2 separate regions of the Homo sapiens genome follow, and region 2 is linked to region 1. A link is an interaction called in ENCODE POLR2A ChIA-PET data of the cell type or tissue named here. Cell type or tissue: HepG2. All regions are shown on one strand.

Region 1 (2,500 bases):
GCGCGAGCTGCGCCTGGAGGGTAATCGGCTGAGCCAGCTGCCAACTGCGCTGCTGGAGCCTCTGCACAGCCTGGAGGCGCTGGACCTGAGCGGCAATGAGCTGTCCGCCCTGCACCCGGCCACCTTCGGCCACCTGGGCCGGCTGCGCGAGCTCAGCCTGCGCAACAACGCGCTCAGCGCCCTATCCGGGGACATCTTCGCCGCCAGCCCAGCCCTTTATCGGCTGGATCTAGACGGCAACGGCTGGACCTGCGACTGCCGGCTGCGAGGCCTGAAGCGCTGGATGGGCGACTGGCACTCGCAGGGCCGGCTCCTCACTGTCTTCGTGCAGTGTCGCCACCCCCCGGCCCTGCGAGGCAAATACCTGGATTACCTGGATGACCAGCAGCTGCAAAATGGATCCTGCGCGGATCCCTCGCCCTCAGCTTCCCTGACCGCTGACCGCAGGCGGCAGCCCCTACCCACGGCCGCAGGGGAGGAGATGACGCCACCTGCAGGTCTCGCGGAGGAGCTGCCGCCGCAGCCGCAGCTCCAGCAGCAGGGGCGATTTCTAGCTGGGGTGGCCTGGGATGGGGCCGCCAGGGAGCTGGTAGGCAACCGCAGCGCCCTAAGGCTGAGTCGGCGGGGCCCGGGCCTCCAGCAGCCCAGCCCCTCCGTCGCTGCCGCCGCGGGCCCGGCTCCACAGTCCCTAGACCTGCACAAGAAGCCCCAGCGGGGCCGTCCGACTCGGGCAGATCCCGCCCTCGCGGAGCCCACCCCAACGGCCTCTCCTGGCTCTGCGCCATCGCCCGCCGGCGACCCCTGGCAGCGCGCGACGAAGCATCGTCTGGGCACGGAGCACCAGGAGCGTGCCGCCCAGTCCGACGGTGGGGCCGGGCTGCCGCCGCTGGTGTCCGACCCATGCGACTTCAACAAGTTCATTCTGTGCAACCTGACGGTGGAGGCGGTGGGCGCAGACAGCGCCTCGGTGCGCTGGGCCGTGCGCGAGCACCGCAGTCCCCGGCCGCTGGGCGGCGCGCGCTTCCGCCTGCTCTTTGACCGCTTTGGCCAGCAGCCCAAGTTCCACCGCTTCGTCTACCTGCCTGAGAGCAGCGACTCGGCCACGCTGCGCGAGCTGCGCGGGGACACCCCCTACCTGGTGTGCGTGGAGGGCGTGCTTGGGGGCCGTGTCTGCCCTGTGGCTCCCCGGGACCACTGCGCGGGGCTGGTCACCCTACCGGAGGCCGGGAGCCGGGGCGGCGTCGACTACCAGCTGCTGACCTTGGCCCTGCTGACGGTCAACGCGCTGCTGGTGCTCCTGGCCTTGGCGGCCTGGGCGTCTCGCTGGCTGCGTAGGAAACTGCGGGCTAGGCGGAAGGGCGGGGCCCCGGTCCACGTTCGGCACATGTACTCCACCCGACGGCCCCTGCGCTCCATGGGCACCGGCGTGTCCGCCGACTTCTCGGGATTCCAGTCGCACCGGCCACGCACCACCGTGTGCGCGCTCAGTGAGGCGGACCTCATCGAATTCCCCTGCGACCGCTTCATGGACAGTGCGGGCGGCGGCGCGGGCGGCAGCCTGAGACGGGAGGACCGTCTCCTGCAGCGATTTGCCGACTAGGTCCAGGGCATATAGAGACCATCTCATTGGCCCTAAGGAGCCGCCTCTCCGTGAGGCCCACCAGCCCACCTCAGGGGAAGTGCCGTTTTGTGCACTTGCCAGAGAGGCCGGTGGGGACAGAGGGCCAATTCGGGCACCATCCCCCAATTCCCAATACTCGAGAAGTAAATGGATGGTACTTGGTGGTCAGAGCCAGAGTAGGGGACAAATGGATGGTGGGATGCTGAGGTCGGAGGCTTCGCTTGGAGGCTTTGACACAGCTATGCGAATGGCTTTTGTAGCACTGCAATGCAGAAGCCAGGCTTTGGGGGTAGAAAGGGGGTGCTTGTGCCCCCAACATGGCCAGAAATATTTGGGTGCATGCTTTTTGTTTGCTCAGTGTCAAACAGAGAAGTTTTGTTTCTATTTAAGGAAGGAACTTATTACCATTACAAAGGAGGCTTGGCCAGGGACTCCACTGGTTTGGTGATCTCTGCCAAGAAGGGGGATGTAAACAGGTGGTAAAGTTTAACATACCCGCCAAGGAACTCGTTTATGTTGGCTGATAGAGCATTCAGGATACCTTAAAGTTTAATAAGAGACGCATTTTTTTTTTTCAAAAATGTGAAAAGCTCTGACATTTAACGAACTGACCAATAGACTCAAGGACTGTTTTAGTTGGACTGGGCCATTTTATTATGTTCCTTTTAATATTAACAGTACAAGAGCGCTTGCTGACTTCGAGGATAACTAAGATTACATACTTTCTCAGGAGAAGGCTGCATGCAAGACTTCTCTGTCAGGGTTGCTCCTGTGGCTTTTTTAATTTTATTTTTTTAAACCTATATATGGAAAAGGAAATTTCAATGCCAGATTTGATAAAAGAATGTGATGTATATGTAGCTGATGACCCACTGGGGA
Region 2 (2,500 bases), 530 kb before region 1:
CTGGACCAAGGGGTTGACACTTAGGAGCAATTAGATTACATCTAAAGACCTTTTTTCATGGACATAAAAATCTTTAATGAAACTGTAAACTTTAACATTACTGACAATGCATCCTTTAGGGTGAGGCTAGAGATCCTTCCTATTGAGGGTTCCTGAAAATGTCAATTACAGTTCCTATAACGGGTTGCATCGTATATCCCCCGAAAGGTGTGCTTCACTCCTAACCCTGGGTCACTGTGCATATGACCTTATTTGGAAATAGGGTCTTTGAAGATATAATTAAGACGACATCATACTGGATTAGTATGGGCCCTAAATCCCATGGCTGGCAACCTTATAAGAAGATGACAGATATACAGAGACATACAGAGAAGGCTATATGAAGATGGAGGCAGAGATTGGAGTGGTGTGTCTACAAGACAAAGAACGCCAAGGACTGCCGCAACCACAAGAAGCTAGGAGAGAGCTGCAGGGCAGTTTCTCTTTCAGAGCCTCCAGAAGGACCCAACCCTGCCCATACCTTGATTTCAGACTTCCCAGCCTTCAAAACCACCAGCAAATAAATCTGTGTTGTTTTAAGCCACCAAGTTTGTGGTCATTTGTTATGACAGCTTTAATAGAAAGTACTTTTTAAAAGCTAGGAGAAAAATGTGTGAAATCTAAATCTAAATCATCTAAGTCATCCATTTACTTTTTAAACAAACGAGGGGTATAAACCAGTATTGGCTACAGGATGGAATACATTCAAGGAAATAACCATCAGGCTTTATTTCATTTTCTCTTACATATAATTAATGAGAGAAGAAGAAAGAGATGGTAGAAAAGAGACAAAAGAAAAAAAGCCATGAAGAAGAGAGGGTAGAAAATAAAAGACTGAAAAAGCTAGATACAAAAATACAAGTGAGAGGCACAAAAAGATAATAATAGATGCTAACATCAAATGAATACTTACTGGGTGCCAGAGACCACGATAAGTGACTCGCATGTATTCTTTAAACCTCCCAACACTCCCATTTTATAGATGAGGGAACTGAGGCAGAGAGAGCTGAGCTCTTTGGAAGAACATGGTGTGGCCAGGAGTACTATGCGGGCTAAAGCTACCTCAGCACTGTGCTAAGTGTGGGCAGGAAGCCGAGCAAGCCGACTGCCGGGCCTCTGGGGTTGGCTGGCCTGAAGATTTTCAGAGCTCAGCCATAAGGTATTATTAGGGTGGACCATTCAAAAGAGAGCTGTTCCAGTTACAGCAGAGTGCCTCCTTAAATCAACTAGATAAACAGAGATGCAGTTATAAAATGAGCTAAATAACCGAGTGGTTTTTCTCTTGACAAACAGTTTTCATTTTAGAGAGGAGTCTGTTAATTTCACCATTCCTCCAACAAATACGTCTCAGTGCCTAGTAGGTACAAGTAACCCTAGGAAATCCAGGCTTTAAATAAGCAAAGATTGCATCAGCACACAGTGTTGAAAAGTATACAATTATTGCATGCGATGAGGTGCCAACTGTCCTTTGGTTCCCAAAGCTTTTGTTCTCAGAGCCGAATTTTACTTTGCTTAGACAAGCTTTGTTTGAGAAGCAAAGGCAGTGACTGTGAGCTTTCTGAGAGAATAGAGCGCAAGGTCCCAACTTAGGGAATGTTGGGGGTTTCTATTCATTCCTCTTGACAAAGTTCCTGGGCAGAGCAAAGGAAAGGGCTTTTTACCTGGGGTAATAGTTCTGACTGGGGCAAACAATCTTGTTATGGGGTAAGAAGAGAAACTCTACTGGCAAATTTGAATGTCAGGTAGGAGGCCTCTAGAAAAAAGTGCAGGCCGGGCGCGGTGGCTCACGCCTGTAATCCTAGCACTTTGGGAGGCCGAGACGGGCGGATCACGAGGTCAGGAGATCGAGACCATCTTGGCTAACACGGTGAAACCCCGTTTCTACTAAAAATACAAAAAATTAGCCGGGTGTGTTGGCGGGCGCCTGTAGTCCCAGCTACTTGGGAGGCTGAGGCAGGAGAATGGCATGAACCCGGGAGGCGGAGCTTGCAGTGAGCCGAGATCGCGCCACTGCACTCCAACCTGGGAGACACAGCGAGACTCCGTCTCAAAAAAAAAAAAAAAAAAAAAAAAAAAAAAAAAAAAAAAAAAGAAAAAAGTGCAGACAGCACCTAGCAAAGCCTATTATCTGATGAGCATGAAAATGTGATTATTTGTTCTTTTTATTGACTGCTTACTATATGCTATGCACATAGTAGCCTCAAATATTAACCCGAATTACAAATCAAGAAGGCTTCTGAATAAAGCCCATTAGAAGTTAATGTAAATAAAAAGCTAATGTAAAATTAAGGTCTGAAACACAAATTCCAAGCAGATGGCAGGGACCTAGGATAAGAATTTTCTTCCTTTAGTTCAGTTCAGTGGCTTGTCCCTAAAAACCTGCCACTGTATTTATAGCCTGAGCCTGCTTTTTGAATGTTCTTCCAAAAACCATGTAAAGTTTCCACCTAGAGTTAGTTGC

The links. Peaks named below come from ENCODE experiments on the same cell type or tissue, not always from the same donor. Only the 100,000 strongest peaks of a DNase experiment are listed, where the experiment ranks them.
Region 2: POLR2A ChIA-PET joins it to region 1 with 7 read pairs; 2 of 35 experiments call an interaction of 5 or more read pairs at or near these places.

Annotation. Positions count from the first base shown.
Region 1 is chr7:28,954,711-28,957,210 of GRCh38, reverse strand. TRIL (TLR4 interactor with leucine rich repeats) reads left to right here. Exons shown (of 1, transcript NM_014817.4): 1 at 1-2,500. The coding sequence ends at 1,600. Among named protein-coding and RNA genes, the nearest start is that of TRIL, 2.4 kb to the left of the region's middle. In HepG2, CTCF peaks have their summits at 484 (motif pointing left) and 1,000; DNase peaks (open chromatin) are centred at 500, 1,020 and 1,290; H3K4me3 peaks cover 897 bases.
Region 2 is chr7:29,482,428-29,484,927 of GRCh38, reverse strand. All of the region lies in intron 7 of CHN2 (chimerin 2), which reads right to left. Among named protein-coding and RNA genes, the nearest start is that of PRR15-DT, 80 kb to the left of the region's middle. In HepG2, no CTCF peak of the experiment used is centred here; a DNase peak (open chromatin) is centred at 1,517.